Linked DNA regions of Homo sapiens: region 2 is linked to region 1. Evidence: chromatin loops called from intact Hi-C (ENCODE). Cell type or tissue: Caco-2. All regions are shown on one strand. Each heading gives the region's core, and the rest is flanking DNA. Links, peaks and the distances in the headings are about the cores only.

Evidence for each region. Hi-C counts contacts between places; a loop is a spot of excess contacts. Peaks named below come from ENCODE experiments on the same cell type or tissue, not always from the same donor. Only the 100,000 strongest peaks of a DNase experiment are listed, where the experiment ranks them.
Region 2: a loop joins it to region 1, with 3.0 times the contacts of the local background. A loop is called at or near these places in 3 of 110 quality-filtered maps.

What each region holds. Positions count from the first base shown.
Region 1 is chr10:80,767,089-80,779,394 of GRCh38, reverse strand. It overlaps the pseudogene FARSBP1. Among named protein-coding and RNA genes, the nearest start is that of LINC02655, 120 kb to the right of the region's middle. In Caco-2, for the core only: no CTCF peak of the experiment used is centred there; DNase peaks (open chromatin) are centred at 7,214 and 8,214.
Region 2 is chr10:80,695,152-80,707,457 of GRCh38, reverse strand. No RefSeq gene overlaps it. Among named protein-coding and RNA genes, the nearest start is that of LINC02655, 52 kb to the right of the region's middle. RefSeq lists enhancers at 7,452-7,711, 7,518-8,043. In Caco-2, for the core only: a CTCF peak has its summit at 7,720 (motif pointing left); a DNase peak (open chromatin) is centred at 7,727.

The DNA of each region.
Region 1 (12,306 bases), core at 2,538-10,537:
ACGTATCAAGGGAAAAAAATCTTACTGTATCAACTCTAATTGTTTTTGGAAGATACCTTGGCTTCTTTACTTGAAAATAAAATAGCAAAAAATAAATTGTACACACAGATGTATATATCTGGGGATGTGTTTTATACTTATTAGAAAGAGATGTGCTCTTTCTCATAAAACATGGTGTGCTGTGATCCTTGCTAAATGCAAACCCTTGTCCCCAAAGCCATCTATGAGACCCTGTCATGCAATGATCTCTGAAACTTTTGCTTGCAAGAAAATGAGGTCACATCATCCATCATACCACCAGTGAGAAAATCTTTTCCACAGTGTCCTTGACAATGTGGATGATCTCCGAGAGCATACAGGTGCCCAAACATGGGACAGTTTTATGCACTGACAGAATTCCAGTTTTTGAAAAGTTCATCCTGATGTTTAGCTTAAACCTACATCCATTATTCCAAATTCCACCTTCAGATTTGCACTGAAAATGTTTACCCCTCCTTCATGTCCAGTGCCCCGGGTCTTCACATCTACTGCCTACCTTCCTTCAAGTACACTCTCCTTTGACTCTGTCCTACCTCTGGTAGTGTCCACAAAGTCAACACTCTATCTCCCCTAAAGTCCTCTAACAAAAAGGGAGCATGAGATCAACTTCTGGCATGACCACATGAGGAGCTCAGCTGACCTGTTCCTTAGTGAAACTATTGAAATTGTATACACACACAGAATTTGAAGCCCCTGGAAGTGGGCCTGATAGCAAGCAGCAAATGAAAACACATCTATTCAAGAAAACCTAAGGAAATTCTGTAACAAAGGCAAGTCTGTGCCTAAATTAAGAAAAAAAAAAAAAAAAGAAGAAGAAGATCCCAAATCGATAACCTAACTTTCCAATGTAAGATACTGGAAAAAGAAGAGCAAAGTAAGTTTAAGCAGGCAGATTGAAGGAAACAAAGATTAGAGCAGAAGTTAATGAAACAGAGAATTGGAAAACAACAGAGAAAATCAATGAAAACAAAAGCCAATTCCTTGAAAAGATCAACAAAAATAGCAAACTTAAGCTAGATTGGCCAAGGGAAAAAGAAAAGACTCAAATTAATAACAACAAAAACAAAAGAGGGACATTAAATGACCTAACAGAAATAAAAAAGACTATAAAGGAATACTATGAACAATGTATGCCAACAAATCAGATAAATTAGATGAGATGGACAGATATTTTAAAAGATGCAAACTACTGAAACTGACTCAAGAAGAAAGAGATTATATAAATAGACTTGTAATAAGTAAAGAGATTGAATCAGTAATCAAAAAACTACCCACAAAGAAGCACCTTCTGTTCTTCCAAACCCTGGGCCAGGCCTACACTGATGAAGAATTTGATGAACTATGTTTTCAATTTGGTCTGGAAGTTGATGACATTACTTTTGAGAAGGAAATAAGTAATGAACAAGATAATGTAAAGGCAGAAGGGACTTCTAATGTTCTTTGCAAAATTGACATCTCTGTCAATAGATATGACTTCATGTATCTGGAAGGATTGATTTGAGGACTTCAGGTCTTCAAAGAAAGGATAAAGGCTCTGGCATATAAACAGGTAATGCCTAATGGAAAAATCCAGAAATTGATTATCACAGAAAAGATAGTTAAGGTATGCCCTTTACAGTAGCAGCAGTTCTCCAAAATCTAAAGCTTACTAAAGATCAATATGACAGCTTCATTGAACATCAGGAGAAATTGCATCAGGATATTTGCTGGAAAAGAGCATTGGTTGCTACTGGAACCCATTGGACACTTTGTCACCCATTTACTTGTACTGTGCAAAGTGTCCTTTAGATATCAAGTGCAAGCCCTAAATAAGGCCAAGGAGTATACAGTCTGTGAGCCGATGAACATGTACAAGACTGACAACCACCTTAAACACTATTAACATGTCATTGGAAATAAACCCCTGTACCCAGTTATCTATGATAGCAAGGGTGTCGTCCTTTCAATGCCTTCCATCACCAATGAGGATGACTCCAAAATTAAATACTAGAAAGGTATTTATCAAATGCACAGGAAGTGACTTTACTAAGGCAAAAAGAGTTCTTGATATTATCTTGACACCATTTTCAGTGACTATATTGAGAACCAATTTACAATCGAAGCAACTGAGGTAATTTTCCTAATGGAAAAGCATATACTTTTCCAAAACTAGCTTACCAAAAGGAGATAGTGAGGCTGGGCATGGTAGCTCACACCTGTAATCCCAGCACTTTGGGAAGCTGAGGTGGGAAGATCGCTTGAGTCCAGGGGTTCAAGACCAGCCTGGGCAACATAGTGAGATCCCATCTTTATAAAAATATTTTTAATTAAAAATTGTTCAAAAAGATATAGTGAAAGCTGATTTCGTTAACAAAAAAAAAAAAAAAAAGAAATCAGAGAAACTCCAGAAAATCTTGCCTAGCTTCTGACCAGGATGTATTTGAAGTCCAAAGTCATCGGCAATGGGAATCACACTGAGAATAAAATCCCTCTGACCACAGCTGACATTATCCATGCATGTGATATTGTAGAAGATGCAGCTATTGCTTATGGATATAACAATATTCAGATGACTCTCCCATAAACACCACAGCTAATCAATTTCCTCTTAATAAGCTCAAAAAATTTATCAGACATGACATGGTAGCTGAATCCATGGTAGACATGGATTCACTGAAGCACTCATCTTTGCTCTCTGCTCCAAGAGGATATTTCTGATAAACTTGTTTTGGATTATCTCTGCAACAAAAGCAGTCCACATAAGTAAAACTAAAACAGCTCAATTACGCGCAGCATTCATTACCCTTCTTGGTGCTCTGAAGACCATAGAAACAAATCAGAAGATGCTCCTTCCTCTAAAACTATTTGAAATCTCTAACATTGTAATAAAAGATTCTAGCAGAGATGTAGGTACAAAAAACTATGGGCATCTCTTTGCTGTTTATTACGACAAGAATCCTGGGTTTAAGGTCATCCATATGCATCTGGACGGAATTACACAGCTGTGCAATGTACCTCCTGTTGAAAATAAAGGGGGATATGTGATCAAATCATCAAAAGGAACCGCTTTCTTCCCTGGGCAATGCACAGAGATCTTTGCCAGGAGTCAAAATGTCAGGAAGCTTGGAGTCCTTCATCCTGATGTTATCACCAAATTTGAGCTGACCATTCCCTGTTCCTCCCTGGAAATCAATATTGAGCCCTTTTTGTGAAGATAGGTCCTTGTTGTGTGATTCTCTTCCCAAGTATCCCTTTCTCCTCCCCTGATGTCCTTTAGTCCTACTCCACAGAAAACATTCATGTGTGCTTTCATGTTTAGTAAAGTCAAAAACAAAACAACAACAAAAAACCTATCCACAAAGAAAAGCCCAAACCCATACGGCTTCACTGGCGAATTCTGCCAAATATTTACAGAAGAATTTATACTAATTTTTCACAAACTCTTCCAAAAAGCAGCAGAGAGCACTTCCCAGATTATTTTATGAGGCCAGTATTAACCTGATACCAAAACCAGGTGGAAAAAAATGACAAGAAAACTATAGACTAATATCTCTTATAAATATAGATGTAAAATGTCCCAACAAAATACTAATAAATCAGATCCAGAAGCATATTAAAAGGATTATATTCCATTACCATGTGGAATTTATCCCAGGAATGCAAGGTTGATTCAACATCTGAAAATTAATTTAATACATTATATCAATACAATAAAAAATAAAATTATCTAATCATTCCAATAAATGAAAAAAAAGATTTGACAATATCTGATGCCCATTCATAATAAAAACTAATAAACTAGGAATAGAAGGGAATTGTCTCAACATAATGAAGGGCTTCTGAAAAACCAGTAGTTAACATCATGTTCACTGATGAAAAACTGGATGTTTTCCCCTCTAAGAGCAGGAACAAGACAAGGATGTCTGCTCTTACTACTTCTGTTCAACATTGTACTAGAGGTTCTAGTCAGGCCAATTAGGAAAGAAAAAGAAAAGACATCCAGGTATGAAAGGAAGAAGTAAAACTATCTCTGCTCTCAGATGACATTATCTGATGTTATAAATAGAAAATGCTAAGGAATCCATTAAAAAAATACTATAATAAACAAGTTTAGCAAGGTTGCAAGATATAAGATCAATATACAGAAATCAATTATACAATTGTATTTTGTACATTTGCAAATGAGCAACCTAAAAATGAAATTAAGAAAACAATTCCATTCAAAATAACATCAATAAGAATAAAATACTTCGAAATAAATTTAACAAAAGAAGTTCAAAACTCTGAAGACTACAAAACATTACTGACATTAAATAAGTGGAAAAACATCACATCTTCATGCATCAGAAGACAACATGATGCCAATACTCCCTAAATTGATACAGAGATTCAGTGTAATCACTACCAGAATCCCAACTGAATTCTTTGTGGAGATTAGTTAGCTGATTATCAAATTCATATAGAACTTAAGGAACCAAGAATAGTTAAATAGTCCTGAAAATAAAAAAAAAAAAGGATTCATACTTTCTGATTTCAAACTTTTTTCTTTTTCTTTTTTTTTTTTTTTTTGAGTCAGAATCTTGCTCTGTCGCCAGGCTGGAGTACAGTGGCGCGATCTCGGCTCACTGCAACCTCTGCCTCCCAGGTTCAAGCGATTCTCCTGCCTCAGCCTCCCGAGTAGCTGCGACTGCAGGTATGCACCACCATGCCCAGTTAATTTTTGTGGGTTTTGTTTTGTTTTGTTTTTTAGATGGAGTTTTGCTCTTGTTGCACAGGCTGGAGTGCAATGGTGTGATCTTGGCTCACTGCAATCTCCGCCTCCCCGGTTCAAGTGATTCTCCTGCCTCAGCCTCCCGAGTAGCTGGGATTACAGGCATGCACCATCACACCTGACTAATTTTGTATTTTTAGTAGAGATGGGGTTTCTCCATGTTGGTCAGGCTGGTCTCAAACTCCCAACCTCAGGTGATCCGCCCACCTCAGCCTCCCAAAGTGCTGGGATTACAGGCGTGAGCCACTGCGCCTGGCCAATTTTTGTGTTTTTAGTAGAGACGGGGTTTACCATCTTGGCCAGGATGGTCTCGATCTCTTGACCTTGTCATCCACCCACCTCAGCCTCCCAAAGTGCTGGGATTACAGGCAAAACTTTCTACAAAAGAATGGTAATCAAGATATTGTGGTACTGGCATAAAGATAGACATGAATCAAAGGAATAGAACTGTCAGTCCAGAAATAAAACCATACATCTATAGTCAACTGATTTCAACAAGAGTGCTAAAACCATTCAAAGAGGAAAGAATAGACTTTTCAACACATAGTGCTGGGACAAATGGATATTCACATACACAAAAATTAACCTGGGCTCTTCCTTCACACCATATACAGTATTAACTCAAAATGGATCAAACATTTAAATGTAAGAGTTCAAACTATAAAACTCTTAGGGGAAAACACAGGAGTAAATTGTATGTCTTCATGACCTTGGGCTTGGCAATGGATTTTTACATATGGCATCCAAAGCATGAGCAACAAAAGGAAGTAAAGTAGCTTTCCACAAAATTTTAAACCATGTGCTTCAAAGGACACCACACGAAAACCCACAGAATGGGAGAAAATATTTGCAAATCACATGTCTAAGAGACTTATCTCTGGAATACATTCTTTAAACTCTCACATCTCAAAAGCAAACAGTCTAGCTAAATAATGGGCAAAGGATCTGACTAGACTTTTTTTTTCAGAGAAGATATACAAATAACCAATAAGCACATGAAAAGATGCTCACATCAGTCCTCAAGGAAGTAAAAGTTAAAACCACCATGAGATACGACTTCATAACTCCTAGGATGGCTCAATCAAAATGTTATATGATAACAAGTGCTTGCAAGAATGTTGAGAAATGGGAACACTTACACACTGCTAGTGGGGATGTAAAATGGTGAAGACACTTTGGAAAACAATCTAGCAGCTCCTCAAACATAAAGTTGTTATATGACCCAGTAATTTCACTCCAAAGTATTTAGCCAAGAGAAATGAGAACATATGTGCACACAAAACTGTGTACAGAAATATGAAAAGCAGTATTATTCACAATAGCCAAAAGGTAGAACCAACCCAAATGTCCACCAACTAATAAAGATATACCATACACTAGAATATTATTCAGCCATAAAAAGGAAGGAAACACTGACACATGTTACATCTTAGATGAACCTTGTAAACATTATGCTAAGTGAAAGAATCCCCTCACTAAAGTCCACATATTATACAATTTCATTCCTATGAAAATCTAGTACAGGGAAATCTACAAACACATAAAGTAGATTAGTTCTAGCTTAGTGTTGGGGTAGATGGGGAATACAAGGGTGATAACTAAAGGGTAGAGAGTTTCTTTTTGACATGATGAAAGTATTCTAAAGTGTTCTGTGAGGCTGGGCACAGTGGTTCATGCCTGTAATCCCAGTGCCTTGGGAGGCCAAGGAAGGAGGATTGCTTGATGACAGGAGTTTGAGACAAGCCTGGCAACATGGCAAGACCCCATCTCTATGAAAAATTTAAACATTACTCAGTCATAGTGGTGCGTGCCTGTGGTCCCAGCTACTTGGTTGGGGTTGGGGTGATGGGCTGAGGTGGGAGGATTGCTTGAGCCTGGGAGGTTGAGGCTGCGGTGAGCCATGATCGTATCACTGCACTCCAGCCTGGGTGACAAAGCAGAACCTTGTCTCTAAAAATATATATATATATTTTTAAAAAAAGGGCACTGTGGTGATAGTTGTACATATATGTGAATATAGTAAAAAAAAATAAATTGTACACTTTTAGTGTGTAAATCATATGGTATTTAAATATTTTAATAGACTATTTTTTTGAAAAAATGAAACATCCTGATATCAAAAGAAACTGTTCTTAGTTTTAAACCTTCCAAAATTTTTCTATATGGGATATTCAACAACACATTGAACAGTAATCTCAATTTAACCCCAAAATAAGGCTTCCCCAAGCATTTGACTGGACATGTAGAGCTTAATTATGAATTCCTACTAGATGTACAATGCTCCATCCCTGCCATGGTCTATTCAAAAACTGCTAGCTGTGGGACCAGGTCTGCGGTACTTTGTGGCACCTCCAATTAACAGACAGGAGATCCAGCCCCTGTCTTTATCTCCACCACTCAGTCACGCATTCCTGGGCTTCAGTTTCCTCATCCGTGCATCTGGCATGCTAGCCCTCGCCCTAACAAGTTCCACAGTTGGTTGTGAGGATCAAATGAGATAACGAAAGGCACTTTGAAAAGATGAAAGCATTATAATAACAAGACATTATTCCTTAGCACTCCCTGCAAGACGCTTTAGCAACTACCGCGCTGGGGAGAGATTAAGTACACATAAGGTAAAAAGGAAACTTTACCTAGTGTTTTCAACCAAATTCAAAAAGTGTTTTACGTTAATTAAGGTTTCAAGTTGATAAACTAGTACGTCATTTGAATATTTCCATCAGTCCTATAAAGTAAGAAATGATGTCACAGCCTTTTTCAGAGGACTGAATATTTTCCAAGTAACATATCTCATGGATACAGGGCAGAAAAGTAGTAAGAATTATCAAATTCCATCTTTCTTTTTTAATATAATAATACCCAAAAAGCCTTTAAAATCAAAAAATAATCTTTGTCACACTTTGAACATACTTAGCATTCCTTTTAAAGCATTTTCCCTGCTGGCAATGGATTTTGGGTTGCAGTGCCTTAAGCAGAAAAAGCAAGTCCAAAGAGAAAAGAAAAAAACAAAAAAAACAAGGAAACAAGCATGAAGCATCAGTTGTAAGCAAGCACTTTACAAAGGGAATGAAAAAGGAGGTCTGGCAGTCTCGCCTTCAGGGTTCCTCCCTAGAAGGATCTGGCCATTTATGCTGCTACATTAATTCATGACAGGAGAGGGAGCCAAGTTCTCCAACTATGGTTCTCAGTATTAAAAATATTTCTATTGTCCAAGTAATTTTACATATATTATCCCTTTTGATCACCACAATAAAAGAGAAGCAATGTTTTTCCTATTCATGAATTGCAGAACAAGGAATAGCATCCAGCACTCCAATTCTTTACCTCTCTGTAATGTCCTATGCCCTGCACAGAGAGCTGAGGGCTCCCACCCCTGCACTGAGACTTGGCCAACAATGCTGGCTTGGCTTCTGCTTGCCTAAGCCAATCCCTAGGTCGACCCAGCACTGCTTTGAGTTCCTATCTGAAGACTTGCTCAAGGCTGTCAAAAGAATTTACCTTTTGATCTAGCCAACACCTGATGATAGGCCACTGATACTCCCACTTTACTGGAGCATTTACTAAAAAAAAATAGCTTACAATTGTAAATCCTCCCTCTGTCCCTTTGAGATACAGATGGTCCGCGACCTACGATGGTTCAATCTGTGATTTTTTGGCTTGGCAATGGTGTGAAGGTGATACACATTCAGAGAAACTGTACTTCAGAATGGTGCAACCATTCTGTTCTTCACTTTCAGTACAGCATTCAATAAATTACGTGAGATATTCAACACTTTATTATAAAATAGGCCTTGTGTTAGATGATTTCACCCAATGGTAGGCTAATGTAAGTCTTCTGAGCACACTTAAGGTTGATTGGGCTAAGCTATGATGTTTTGTAAGGTGTATTAAGTGTATTTTTGACTTATAATATTTTCAATTTACAATGGGTTTATTGAGACAAAACACCAAAGTAAGTTGAAGAGCATCTGTATCTCCTGTAACTTAAGTGTGTCCTTCTCAAGGACCTGAAAACTATTTCTTTGAAATGTAATTATCAAGAAAAATGGAGCTTCTGTCCCCCAGTCTCTGGAGGAGGATAGAATCCTAACTTCAGTAATTTCCAGCAAGCAAACACAGCTGGCCTCATCATATTTACACTGACTAACCCTCTTAGCCCTTTTTTTTCACTTCCCTGACACTACTGAGCCCTTGCTTGCTCCCACTCCCTGTTCCCTCATTCTCCCTTTAAATAGCCCAGTCGCCTCTGTACAAATTTGAACAGAGCTCAGCTCTTCCCGCTATTGTCAGTTTTACTGAATAAAGTAGTTTTTATCACTTTTAACTAATGTCCAGCTTTGTTTCTCTTTGACAACACAGAGGTAAAAGTGGTCAAATCCTGTCAGCTCTCCTCTTCATTGTGTCTTGAATCTGACCCAAGTCACCAACTCTGCCCTTCCTCTCTTTGCACCCCCACCAACCAATACCCACCCCCAATATTGAGGGCTTCCCATCTCTCCCAGTGGACAAACCTCCTTTAAATCTCTCTCTGCCTCAAATCTCCACCCTCCCAGGCAATCTCCTATGCATTTCCTCCCAAAGTGTATGTTGCATCATATCTCCCTCTCTTCAAAATCATCTGTGGTGTTGACAAGCTAATTAGCATTTAATACTCTGCACTGGCTGTTCTAAGCCTCAATTTCATTTATATCTCTGAGCTAATCTGCCAAGGGAAGGCAGGGACAGGAAGAAGCAAGTCTTTCACAAACTTCCACAGGGCTCAGAGTGTGACAGCATGGGGGGTTGTGAAAAACATGTGGCCCAGCCATTCGCAGAAAGCCTCAGCCCTGTCCCAGCCATTGCCTGAAACTGTCCCATGAAAAAGAGCCATTATCTCCTTAAACAACGCAGCAAATCAGCAAATCCTGCCTCACAGAGGCTAGAATTTGTCATTCTGCATCCTTTACTCTTTGGGCTAGCACAAAACAAAATAAACACCAAAATTAATGACACTGACAACCAGTATTTATTGAGTGCCTTCTCTGAACCATGTGTCTTCCTAAATGCTTACCTGTATTTTCCCATTTAATCTTCATATAATAACCATGAGGTGGGTATTATTATTCTCATTTAACAGATGAAGAAATTGAAGCTTAACATGGATCTGCATCTTATCCTATGTATTTTTTCGTTTGTAAATCTGCTGCTGTTACCCATTTCTCTGAATGTTTTTAAGGAGCAGCAGAGTTACAAAACAGAAAACACATACCCGTAAGTGGTGAGGCTGGGACCTGAATCCAGGTCCCTGTGCCCCCCAGAGCTTCTTAACTACTGCACATGCTGACAAATATCATAAGGGTTTTAAACAGCTGCCATTCAACTTATGGTCTTCAGGCCATTTCTCATAACACATGGGCTGCATTCCTTTTTGTCATCCTAGGCATTTTCCTCCAAATGTGGGCTAGTAAATCTAGAATGGAATAAAAATAGCACTCTAAGGAAGGTCTGGGTAGGTCAGAGTGGAGTGGGACTGCCCATCACCTCTCTCAGTTCATCAAGGTAAATTTCAAATAGATTAAAGAGTTCAATATTTTCTCAAAAAAATCAATGAAAAACAAGAAAACAGAATGACAAATTTTTTTAAGCCCTGAAAGAAAGATTATTTTCTCAACCTAGCAGTAATACAGTTCTTGTGTTTTCTGTGTTACAAAGGACAATATTGAAGGATTTGACTACAAAAAAATTAAAACCTCTGAACATAAAAAGTAACTAAAATATAAACACAAACAGCAAACTGAAATAATGTTTGCAGGATATGTGACAAGGGTAAATAACCTTATTAAACAAAGAGTGTGCGCCAATAGATATGAAAAACATTAAGGTAAATGGGTATCAGCAGGAGATTTACAAAAGAGAAAATACAACCTGTAACTAACATGTTGGGAAAAAGTTCAGCCTTACGAGAAACAAAGAAATGTAAATAGCAAGCTCCTGGTTTTCTTCTAATAATTAGCAAAAGATTAAGAAAAGATGTTCAATTCTCTTAGCAGATGTGACAAAACCATTAGCAGATGTGAAAACCAGTAGTCTTCTACTTTTTCTACAGGCAGTATACACTGGTAGAGACTTCCGGGAAAACAAAATTGGCAATAAATTTCACAGCTATGTTTTTAAGTGTTACAGTTAGGCTACTTCCCATTTTTGTAGTAATATAAAATACAAAAAGAGCTAAAAGGATAAGATAATTATAGTAGCTCAAGTTGGAAGTATTCAAAGATTACAGTAATAGGAGCATATCCATGTGATTTGTGCTATGTAGGTTACATCCACTTTATAAATTACTATTTTATAATGTAAAATAGCATGTGTATGCTTTCTCACATTAAAATATGTATTGCATTCTATGAAAAGGCAGCATGAATATGCACACTGTCTATAACTATGCACAAACATTCATCCAAAAAAATAGGTGGGGCTAGGGAAGCATGATAAAGATTGCTGAGTCAGCCATTGGTGTTCACGTGTAACTAGGATTTTGTCTCATTTTGCCAACTTACATGCATATATATATATATATATATATATACATATATACACAATTTTATGCTATCTATCAATATTTCTCTTAAATTTTGGTTTATTATGCATGTTTTACTTGAAAATCTTTTATTAATATTGTTTGAAAACCTTAAAAAACATAAGCACAAAAAGAAACACCTTGAAATCGTAACTCTAAATCATTCTAACTATTGTAAACAGCTTGATATGCAACTTTCAGTACTTTTCAGTAATAATGGTAATTGCAATAATAGTTGACCTTTGTATGTCATTTACTCTGTGCCAGGCACTGTTCAAAGTTCTTGATGTGTATTAACTCACTAATTTCTCACAAAAATCTTATGAAGTAGTTCTATCATCATCCCCATCTTACAGATAAGAAAACTGAATTATAAATAAGTTATTGGCTGAAAATACACATAGTATTACTGAAAATTACTAGATATTAGTAGGGCTAAAATTCCAAATATTTTGATCATTTGTATGTCATTATTTATTATTATTATTCTACATCCCAGTTAATGATTTATACAATCGTTAGAAAGTAAAAGTTAATTAATGAGCAATGACTCATTATCCAATCCATTGTTTTGGACCATTTACAATTTTCCAGTTTCCTGACAGTATAAAAATAATGGTAAGTGTTTACATCTATAAACAAATTTTTACACATTAGCAATCAATTTCTCAGAATGAAATTCTGAAAGAAATATTGCTGAATTAAAGAGTAGAAAATTTTTATTGTCTTTTGGCTAAAAACTTCCCATATTTGGCAAAAGACATAAACATACAGATTTAAAGAAGTTAAATGTATCCCAAAGAGAATAAATCTAGCAAATCTCCATCAAGATACAGATAGTCAAACTTCAGAAGACAGAGAAAAAAGAGCAGTGAGAGAAACAACACTTTACCTAAAGGGGAAAACAATTTCAAAGAGAGCAGATTTCTCCTGAGAAACCACGGATGCCAAAAGGAAGGGG
Region 2 (12,306 bases), core at 2,834-10,833, 72 kb after region 1:
CTGTATTTTTTTTCATGTAATTGTAACATCGTATAAGCAGGGGGGATGCATCTTGGACTCTCTCCCTCCCTGTTATAGACTGTCCTCCACATCCTCCAAGCTCATCCCTGGCCCTGCATGTGTGCATGCAGCATATACGAATAAGCATTTGTTCACACTATTCCCATTGCTATGTAACTGTTACAATAGCATAACCATATTAATAGTATCAACAACTTGTTATGCAAAGCATTTTGTGTCATCTCTAACACAATGACCTTCTGCAGGCATCATCATAGATGTTGTAGAGACGAGAAAATAGAAGCCTTAAGAGGTAGAAGTAACATGGGGCACAACTAGTCAAGGTTGTAGCTAGCAGAGGTTGGGCACGGTAGCTCACACCTATAATCCCAGCATTTTGGGAGGCCGAGGTGGGCGGATCGCAAGGTCAGGAGATTGAGACCATCCTGGCCAACATGGCGAAACCCCGTCTCTACTAAAAATACAAAAATTAGCTGGGCGTGGTGGCGCGTGCCTGTAATCCCAGTTACTTGGGAGGCTGAGGCAGGAGCGTCGCTTGAACCTGGGAGGCAGAGGCTGCAGTGAGCCGAGATCACGCCACCGCACTCCAGCATGGTGACAGAGTGAGACTCCATCTCAAAAATAAAAAGGTTGTAGCTCGCAGAGAATGGTAGCAAGTTTTGAATCCACACTAAATCTAAATCTAGACCACACTATATAAAACAGTTATTGCTTTCCCCAGCTAAAATTGTCTAATACCCTTTAAATTTGCCCAGTGAGATTAATTTTTCATCTGCCCCCAAGATAAATTCTCAGGATGTTCCTGGTCATTTCTGGTTATTATAAAGTCATTTGAAATCACAAAGCTCAGTCTTGATTGAGGAACTAGAAGGTCTGGCTCTATATAATAATCAACACTACAATCTTAATTTGAAAATAAGACTTATCCTCTTCCTCTTCCAGGGTTTCTTGCTGGTACAAAGCTTCTCTCTTCTCACTCTCCTATTTTCTAACTTGTTAGCTGCTGTTTCTTTTCATTTAATTTTTGAATACAGAAATTTCCCAGCCTATACAAATGTAAAGAGAATAGTATCATAAACCCATCACTCACAATTATCACCTCACCAACTTATGGCGTATCTTGCTTCAACTATCCCCCACCCAACATTATGTGGCTATTTCTTTATATATATCTGTAAATCTATGTGTGTGTATATCATGTACACATTATTTAGCTCCCACTTATAAGGGAGGACATTGGTATTTGACTTTCTGAGTTGTTTCACTTAAGATAATGGCCTCCAGTTCCATCCATGTTGCTGCAAAATACATGATTTCATTCTTTTTCATGGCTGTATAGTATTCCATGGTGTATATACACCACATTTGTGTATATATACCACATTTTCCTTATCCAGTCATCCAGATGGACAGTTAGGTTGATTCCATATCTTTGCTACTGTGAATATAGCTATGATAAACATACAAGTGCAGGTGTCTTTGTGATATAATTATTTCTTTTCCTTTGGGTAAATACCCAGCAGTGAGATTTAAGGGTCAAATGGTAGTTCTATTTTCAGTTCTTTGAGAAATATCCACACTGTTTTCCATAGAGATTGTACTAATTTACATTCCCACCAACCACGTATAAGTGTTCCCTTTCCTCCTCATCCTCACCACCATCTTCTTTTTTTTTTTTTTTTTTTTTTTTTTTTAAATAATGGTTACCATTTCTGATCCCTCCAGTATTGCACCAGGGAGAGTTAAGAGAGCAGGGAAACTTCTCTTACAACAGTGTTGTGAGCACCGTGCCCGAAGACAGTGAGACAGAGGCTGTGTTCAGAAGCCCTGGTGCTCTAGTGGGGAGACTGCGAGAAGACAATGACAGGCAAATGTGGCCTCAGGCTTCACATCTGACCGTTACCTCTGCCACGCAACAAGATCCCCAAAAATGAACTGGAAAGAGGTTAAGTCGCCTTGGGGAAACTGTCATCTTTCTGAGCTTCAGTTGTCTCATGTTGAAAGTTCAAACGACTATGTAACCTTTTTCTGGGTGGGGGTCGGGGGCTTGAGGACTCAGTGAGCTGATAAAAGAAAACATTTTGGAAAATGCAGAGTATGAGGCCAGGCACGGTGGCTCACGCCTGTAATCCCAGCACTTTGGGAGGCTGAGGCAGGCTGATCACCTGAGCTCAGGAGTTAGAGACCAGCCTGGCCAACATGACAAAACCCCGTCTCTACTAAAAATACAAAAATTAGCTGGGCGTGGTGGCAGATGCCTGTAATCCCAGCTACTTGGGAGGCTGAGGCAGAAGAATCACTTGAACCCAGAAGGTGGAGGTTGCAGTGAGCTGAGATTGCGCCATTTCACTCCAGCCTGGGCGAAAGAGCAAGATTCAGTCTAAAAAAAAAAATGCAGTGTGGTAAAATGAGAGGGATTCAATATTTGAATAAATTATAGGTTCATACTTTATAGTTATTATTTATATCTTAATGGTCATGCTAGTTACATGACATCATTCTTCTAATATTATATATAAATCTCATCACAAACTGTATCTAATCTCCCAGTAAATCCTGCCAGCAATGACTTCAGAATATTTCAAAACTTCCTCCACCTCTCTCCACTCCAGCTGCCACCAGGGTCCAAGCCTCCATCCATGGCCTCCTCATGCCCTGCTATCTCCTCTGCCCAAGGTAGCCTTTTCTCAAAAGGTGATTTTTCTTTTAATTGTGGTAAAATAGATGACCGCTTTTCATGTTTTTTAGAGTTTTTATTGAGGTATAATTGGCAAATAAAAATTGTGTCTAGATATACAACTTGATATTTTGATACACATCTCCATTGTGAAATGATTACCACAATCAAACTAATTAACTTGTCCATCACCTCACATAGTTACCGTGTGTGTGTGTGTGTGTGTGTGTGTGTGTGTGTGTGTGACGAGAACACTTAAGGTCTATACTCTTGGTAAATTTCAGGTATACAATACAGTATTGTGAACTACAGTCTCCGTGCAGTACACGAAATCTCCAGAATTTATTCATCTTGCAAAACTGAAAGTTCATACTCTTTGACCAACATCTCTCCATTTTCCCCACCTCCCAACCACCATTCTACTCCCTGACTCTATGAGTTCGACTATTTCAGATTCTACCTATAAGTGAGATTATGCAGTATTTGTCTTTCTGTGTCTGGCTTATTTCACTTAACATAATGCCCTCCAGGTTCATCCATGTTGTCGCAAGCAGCAGGACTTTCTTCTTTTTAAAGGTTAACTCAGGATTTTAGTGCAGTAGCACTGGGATGAACCAGGAGATCTCACAGTGTGTCAGAAATAACTCCATCAAAGGTGGAGCATTTTTTCTCTGCCTAGATGCAGAGATTTTGGTCTTCCACTTTTTTTTCCAAGCATCCTAAATGAGCTGGCTCCAGTGTACAGAATACTATTCTCCTTACATCTGTATATGCTGGGGAATTTGCATATTCAAAAATTAAAAGAAATGAAAGAAACAGCAGCTAACAAATGCTAAAAGGCTACCCTGAAGGAGCTACCTTCCGGCCCACAAGAACTCCACCACAGCAGAATTTCTGTGCCTCACCTCTAACTCAATATTTCCTCGATGCCTCTTTATGGAAGTTAAAGTGGTCAGAAGCTGAGTGTGTGTGGATAGCGCTATTGATTTTTCGCTCCTTGGAGAAACCAGGCTGTCAAATTACAAGGCTACAAAACAGGCTAACTAGCTTGGCAGGGGTGCCCCCACCAACTCCACATGGCTCTTTCCCATCCTGTCTCTCACCACACTGGCTTGAAAGACCCCCGTTTCTCTGTCCTCTGCTGTGGACCTGCCAGACTCGGGAAGGCACCGGAGCTGCACCAACCAGCCCAGCGGTGGGTTTCTGCTGTTCTTATTTTTAGCCATGATGCTACTCCCAAAGAGAAAATAAAAGCAAATAAAATTTAGACTGTTGCAACTGATCTCCAGTCATTACAGAATGTTGCTACAGCAACCAACAGGGGCTTGACACTATCTTTCCTCCCCATACCTCCTCCACCTCATTTCTGTGACCCGGGAGCAGGACCATTCCAATGGCATCAGCACCATCTTCTGCGCAGGGCTTCTGTCCAACGTCTTTGAGAATGGAGCTACCCGGGGCCCAGCGCCAGGCAGGCAGCTCTGTGCATGTTGCCTGTTAACTGACACACCAGCCCCCCAGCCAACCTTGGTCCTAAGATGACAGATAAAGGAAGGTTAAGCAAGGAACTGATCACTGTTACGCACTTGAAAACAAACAGAGAAGGAAAGTAACCTCCAAAATGTTTTGAAAGAAAGTTTTACAGCCTGGATTTTTCCTACTTCCCTGTAAAGTGTTGGGAGACTCCTCAGTCACCTCTGCAGTGTAATCCAAGAAATCTGATTTTGGTGGCCCTGCCCCCTTCCCCTCCAGGCTCCTCAGGGACCTGATGTACCCTCACCCATCACCCTCACTCCATCTCACCAGGGACCTGTCTTCCTGTTCAGTCCAGTGCTGTCATGTTCTTTCCCTCTTAAGGATTCCAAAATGGACTGGTTAAAATATGCATGCTGAGTTGTGGGTGACAAATAGTAATGTATGAGCTTGCGGGAGGAAAGACTGAAGTTCTGTTCAGGTCAGCTCTGGGTCCCCTTGGGGGAGGAAAAACTGAAGTTCTGTTCAGGTCAGCTCTGGGTCCTGAGGTGACTGCACTGGGACCCCGGCCCCTCACACAGTCTCAAGTGTAATGACAATACCAATAATGAGAACAGGCCACATGAGATCCAACACACATGGGTACTAGCCAGAGGTCTCACAGAGGCACAGGCGAAACCCACATGCGTGTGAACACGAGCTGGTTAAATATCCAAACCCTCGACAGCTACTGGTGTGCATGCTTGATGGTGCCACAAAGGGAATAACTACAGAAAATGACTTCTAGGTAATAGGTAGCAAGTTCAGAGCTGTTCTATTTCCATCTGAAGCAAGGCCGCCTATAAAACCCTTCACACGCCAGCAGCTCAGAAAGAGGAAGGCATTTGTAACAGGCAGCTGCTGTGGCCATTCATTGCTGAGGGTGTACAGACAAAAAGCCTCCTCCGTGGCCTGAATCTCTGCAGCAAAAAATAGCCACAGAGAATGCTGGGCCTGCAGAAATGCAGTTCATGACAAAACACAGGCATGGGGACCAAGCGGCAGCCGGTGCTGGCCCACAACCAAGTTCTACACAGTCCTCCCACTTTCGCCTCAGATCCCTCTAGTCTCAGGGGAAATCCTTCCTGCAGGTTTGTCCCAGTTGCTCATCTTGTCTGCCTCAAATTCCTTCTCTCCTTTGAGGCTAAGACCTTGGAAAGTAAATCCATAAAGACTTGCTATTTCCACTGTCAGCTCTTCCTCATCCCTGGAGATCAGAGTCCAAGCATCAGCTTAGATGGAGGAAGGGAAGAAAAGAAAGCAGGTTGCCCATATCAAACATTACACCCATGAAGACTCTGACATGCCTCAGGAGGCCTGGATCCTCCCTTGTTCTGCCATTGATCCTCCTTGTGGCCTGGGTCAACCCCTTCCCTCTCTGATCCCTGGGTTCATCTGCTCGTACTCCACAGAGGCAGAGTTCACAGTTCCCTCCCAAATACATATGTGTCCTTAAGGCCAGGAACTATGTACTTTGGAAGATGATGCAAAATTAACGTGTGCTTAATGAAAAAAGTTACTGCTTTTTGAATAGTTCTAAATACTATAGGTATAAGTAACTGTTCCAAATGTATTGCACACATTGCTCAGTTAATTCTCATAGCATCTTGTGAGAAAGGTACTAATTTTGTTTTCGGTTTAGAAAACAGGAAGCAGGAATTTGAGACACAGAGAAGGCAAGTCACTTGCCCAAGGTCACGCAGCTTGGAGTGGTGGAATCATGACTCAAATTCAGGCAGTCTAGTGCAGGGCTACTCTTCACTGCCAGGGCTCTGCCGTTTCTGGAGACACATCCCACCACAGTGGGAATGCAGTAATATGCGGATGTCATTCAGTGCCAGCCTCCCCAGCTGCCCACCTCTCAGCTCCCTCAGACCAATGCAAATCAGGTGACTACAGGGTGGAAAAAAGACTAGGGCTGGGGCCCAGCCGGGCACATGGACACAGATATGCTGGTTGTGAAATTGATGAAATACTTCCAAGCTGGCTGACAAAAAGTCACTGCCCCAATCCACCTACCTGCTGGCCTGGCTGCCAAGCCCCTCCCTACTCCCTGCTCAGGATCCAGCCATTAAAGGGATGACCCTTGGCTTTAGATGGGGCCTCCAGGAGGCACCTACCTATGTGGCAGCTGCAGCCCACAGAGGTTGCTGCAGTGTGTCTGTCAGCCCCGCCCTGGCCCATGGCTCTTCCCAAGTCTGTCAGGTGTTCAGGGGTGACTACGGGGACTGGAGCCTCCAGTGTCCAGCTGAGCCTCTTTCCCTGCCCTCTCTGTGTGGGACCTGACTCCTGGCCAGCTCTGGCCTTTGGTCCCTGGTTTTCCCCCCAGGCTGGTGGTTGGCTGTGCTCCTGGGTGGCATGGTTCCTGCCTGTCCTTCCCTTGGAGCTAGACTCTATTCCTATTTCCCTTGCACGGATCCCGACGCGTAGCCCAGTCTGCCACTGGCACCCCCAGCTGAAGCCACAGCACTCACATCTCTCCCTTTCTTCTCCCCGACACATTGGCCCTTCCAAATTGCCTGGAGTTTCAGGCCTGGTGGCGTAAAGAGCAGCTCTCTCTCTCTGGGAAGGGGATGGGTATCCCTGTGGCCCTTGATTGGTGCCCTCCATCCACCAATATAGGCTGCCCCACTCCTCACTCCCTGCTAGAAGCTCTTTCCCCCATTTAAATCCCATTCGGCATTATTGGAAATCTACTGCATGCCCTGCATTAGTGTGACGTGACTTAGTTGAGAAAATTGCTGTATGCTCAGCTGATGGTAATAACAACCACTTAGCTCTAATAACTGCCTGTCAGACGCTGTCCCTAAGTGCTTTATATTTATTAAGTTAATCCTTACAGTAAACCCATGAGATAAGAATTGTTACCATCTCCATCTTACTGAAGAGGGCTCTGAGACACAGAGAGGTTAAGAAACTCACTGTATCACACAGCAAGTCATAGAAGTGTCTAGATTCAGATCCAGCCCCTGTACCTGCAACTGCCACACTATGGCTGACATGCTACCGTACAAAGGGATGACTATCAGGACAGGAAAGACCTTAGACATACCAATTCAAGTCCAAACAGGAATATTTAAGAAAATGTTTACAATTAATTGGTTTATCCCAAGACTTCCACATCTCAGGGGCAGCTTTGGAGCAAATGAAACTGACCAGCTGCTGGGGAACAGGCCCAGGTTTCCAGGGAGAATCTTCCTTTTTTGGCTACTAGGGGGCTTTCGCCCTGTTCCAGGGAGAGTTCCAGGCTGCTTGGGAGCAGAGCATTCTGGCTGGCCCCAGCCTTGCCCACCAGCCACCCCTGCCTGCCAGCAAGCCCAGGGCCACGCGGCAGCTTTATTCTCTCCAGCAGATGTGTGCGTAGAGGCCGTTTTCTAGGTGAGGACAAACACCCTGTTTCCCAGTCCCCCGGAGAGAAGATGCCGTGCTGGACAGGAGCCCTAGCAGTGCAGAGTCCCCTGCTGGGGACATGCAATTTGGGAAGAAGCCTAGGGCAGACGGTTTCTCCAGCCTCAGCCTGCTCTCCTCGGATACTCAGCTGCGCGGCGCCACCTGCTGGACAGACCGAAAGTCTCCTCTTTGGCGATGGCACCAGCAACCCTGGGCTTCCCTGAGGCCACCTCCCCTGGTCCCCCTCAAGTTCCTCCAACCCTAACCCTGGCCAGCAGGAAGGGGAGATCTTCGCCTTCCAAAGAAAGCTTGTGCCGTGGGCACTGGTCTCCGCATCTGGACATTTCACAGGATCAATCAGTAGCAGGATTGTTCATTTATTTATCTGCATTACTTGTCTTTGTTCTGATTCTCAGGGCTCTGACTTCTCCCAGGTCACTCTCATGTCACTCCTTGCTTAGGGATGCTAATTCTTTAAACTCTTTGAGCCTCAGTTTCCCCATCTATCAGGATGGTGCAGGGCTGTTATGAACAAGAGAAAGTGCCGACCTAGGTTATTGCACACCTGCCTAGATAGAGCCAGGTGCTGGGCTCACAGCATGGTGGCCCCGGGTGTCTGTAGATGTTCTCAAGCGCTCAGATGTTGCTAGAACATACCATTTCCTCTGGACAGGGTGTATATAAGCACTGAGCCCTTTTGAGATGAGGGTTCTGGACAGTTCCCGAACCCTCCTACCCATGGGATTCGAAGAGTGTGAGACTCAAATCAAAGCCCCAGCAAAATAACAAATTCCTACATAACAGTAACTCTCAGAGGAGTAAAATCAATAATATTCACATATTTTAACTCTCAGGAGTAAAATCAATAATATTCACATATTTAACACATATTTATTCACAGTTATTATACCTGAAATGCCCAGGTCTATTCTATTTCACTTAATAAATGTTATTTTTTCCTCTTTTTTGCTCCTTGTTCCCTCTAAGCCTATTCTTTCTTATCTGTTATGGGCTGAATTCATGTTTCATATGTTTTAATATGTGGATATGTGGAGATGAGGCATTTAAAGAGGTGATTAAGTTAAAATGAGGCCATTAGGATGTGCCTTAATCCAATATGACTAGTGTCTTAAAAGAGGAGGAAATGTGAGCACACAGAGACACCAGGGGTGTGTGTGCACAGAGAGAACCATGTGAGGACACAGGGAGAAGGGCTTCTGCAGGCCAACAGAGGCCCCAGGAGAAACCAACCCTGCTGACATCTTGATCACAGACTTCCAGTCTCCAGACCCATGAGAAAATAAATTTGTTATTTAAACCACCTAGTCTGTGGTGTTTTGTTATGGCAGCCCTGGCAAACTAATCTATCATCTTAGTATAATAAAGTCAGTTGCTGCTCAATGAAACAGGACTTTAGCCTACATGGAGGTCAGACAGGAAGCATGATTTTATAATAAAATCATGGGCCTGGATGTGGACTCACACTCACAGAGGGCAGAGCCTGGCATGAACCCACACATCTGGCTTCTCACCACAGTTCCAGGCACAGTGCTGGTCATTGGACCAAGTGGAATTGAATCGTCTACATTGCACAGTCTGGCAGGACCTGCCTGAGGCCCCTGCAAGGTCCCTGCTTGGATTTCTGCTTCTCTTCATCCTTGATAGAGAGTCACCAATTCCCCCTTGCAGAGAAAACTACTCATAAACCACAGTGCAGGGGTCAGGGAAGGGCAGGGTCATGTCTCTGTGGGGCTCTAAAGAGAGGCTGCAGTTTATGACTGTGTGAGATGTTTACAACAGACACATTTGTTTCTCAAACTGCTCTGGGGTTGCTGAAGTGAATTTCCTCTAAAGCTGGAAAGTGCCCATCCATCTGCTTGATGCAGCTTCTCTGGAGGCAAAGAGCAGAGACTCCGCAGCTGCAGTGGATTCCTAGCTGGAGAGGGAGGGCTGATCAATCAAGCCACAACTGGGATGGGTGCTGCAGGTGTCCCTCTACAGGTAAAGTGGCCATTTCTCTGAACCAAAATGCTATTAATTTTTTTAAAAAGGATAAAAAGAGGAAGGAAGGAGGGAAGGAAGGAAAGAGGGAGGGAAGGAAGTAAAGAAGGGAGGGAGGGAGGGGAGTCAGTTCTGAAATGTGAACTTATTTATATAGTTTACCAAAGATTTATAAAATCAATCATATTTTCAGTTTTAATACATTTTGTATTGAAAATAGTATAATTTCATTAAAACATACCAAAATCATTCAAAATCATATCTCATTTAAATCAAGAGTGCCAGGTCTGAGTGTATTAGTCCGTTCTCACACTGCTATGAAGAAATACCCGAGACTGGGTAATTTATAAAGAAAAGAGGTTTAACTGACTGACAGTTCCGCATTGCTGGAGAGGCCTCAGAAAACTTACAATCATGGCGGAAGGCAAAGAAGAGGCAGGCACCTTCTTCACGGGGCAGCAGGTCAGAACGAGGGCAAGCAGGGGAAATGCCAGATGCTTATAAAGCCATCAGACTCTCGTGAGATGAGAAGAGCATGGAGGAGACCACACCTATGATTCAATTACCTCCACCTGGTCCCGCCCTTGACCTGTGATGAGATTTTGGGTGGGGACACAGCCAAACCCTATCACTCAGCTTGAGCCTAAGCTGCATCCAGACCTATTTTGAAGACAGTGAACAGAGGAACAGGGGCTCCTCCTGGGCAGAGAGGGAACCAGGCAGAACAAGCTTGACCCAGGAACAGAGACGGTGCCCAGGGACCCAAGAGGGGTGATCACAAAGACACTGAGGAATCTGTCCTCAGGCCAGCCAATTCCTAAAGGGAACAAAAATTAAATCAGGTAGCAGCAGCCTTTCCCTTAAAAACGCAAAGACCCAGGCGTGGGCAGCACCTAGTTTGTCCTGAGGAGGCAGGTTAGACTCCAAGTATGAATGGATTTGTTTTCTGTGTACTTCCTCTCCCTTCTCACAGGTGCCCTGGGCCACCCCAAGCTGAAACAAGACTCCAAGACACAGATACTGACCTAGGTAAAACATGACCTGCAATGTGTTTTTACCAGGGCAAGTGCTTTTATTTGGTGACAGGGACAGAAAAGGAAAGTGAGGAAGGAGAAAAGTCTTTGCAGTGGGGAGAGGAAGAAAGACCAGGATGCAAAAGGATCGGGGCCCCCAGTGAAAGGGACCAAGCACAAGCTGTGCTGGAGGGCAACGCCCTCATCAACTCCATCCTGCAGCCAACAGCCTCAAATCAGTGTAAACCCCTGTGAACAAATGGTGGGGACTTGGACAACATTGATGGGGATGGGAACACAAAGAGAAAGCCTTGTCCCGGACCAACCGACATGGAATGTCCCTACAATCCAGGGCAATGGTGGGCCCAGTCCCAGTGTCAGTATCATATAGCCCTGGGAGCCAGCAGCAGAGGCAGCACCCATGCCATCGTGCTACAGTGCACTGCAGTGCCGGCCAGCATCAGGAGGCCCTCAGAGCACTAAGCAGGGTACCTGGCAGAAACCTACGGCCCCTGGTAGGAGAGGCTATTATGGTGAGAGCTGGAAGAAGCAGAGAAGCAGGAGGCTCTGGCAGAGGCAGCCACACAGCAGAAAATGGCCAGAAGCAGAGTCGCTTGTGAGCACGTGGGAGAGACACCCTGGAACTCCCAGGAGTGCCTGGACTAAGGAGGGAGGTCCAGGCCTGTGTAAGCCATGCAGACGGCTCCTGGCAGTGTAACCCCATTTGTGCCTCCAACCAGACTGGTGAGGACGGAACACCCTGGGAATAGAACTGGTCTAAGACATGGCTGAAAATGCAGCTCCCCGTTTGGGAAAACCCATCTGCCAAGGTTACGACAGATCTGATGGCAGGGAAACACAATAGCAGGCACATCATAAACTATGCAAATGAAAAAGCAATGTGCAATTTTTAATTCTAGGAAAATGAAAAGATGTACAAGAAGGAAAATGCAATTATAGCACCAACTTGACCCGCAGTGAACAATGTTTTTAATTAAGTTGAGAGGACCTGGGTGGATGAGGAGACTGAAATGAGATGGGGGCAGGAAATAGGCGAGCTGAGTCCACGTCAACCTGATGAGAAGTCAGTAGATAATTGCCAAAAACTGATAAGTTAAGAAGCAGCCGTCAAAACTTGTAATTCAGGGAAACAAAAAATGAACAGTAGAAGAAATAGCTAGAGAATTGAGAGAGGTTGTGTCCAGGGAGCAGGACTGAGTATGATGGGAGAGGGGGCAGCAGGGGCCTGTGAGGCCCTGTGTTCAGCTCTCAGAGTGATCTTGGACTTGTGAACTCCACGCTCTGGGTCTCAGCTTCCCCATTTTTATTATGATGGTGCTGTCGAAGTGACCACTGGTGGCTCACCAGCTCTGCAGTTGCAGGGCTCTGGGCAGGTGGTTATGTGGATGTATGCACAGTGGGTACTGCATGTGAGAATAAACACATTTTTCATGATCATAGTAACTGGGCTGTCACACAGCTGGGCCAGACCAGCCTCAGCACACATCTCAGAATGGCCTTCACACTCAGACACGCATGTGGTTTACTCAGTGCAGCCTGGGCCCTTCCTCAACTCAGCTGAAGAAAACTGTCCTGTCTCCAAGGCCAGCCTCAACCCACCTGCTCCGAGGCTGAGGGCCTGGCCACAGGAAGGCACCTCTGAAAGGGCATCTTGTTCCTACTGGAGTCAGG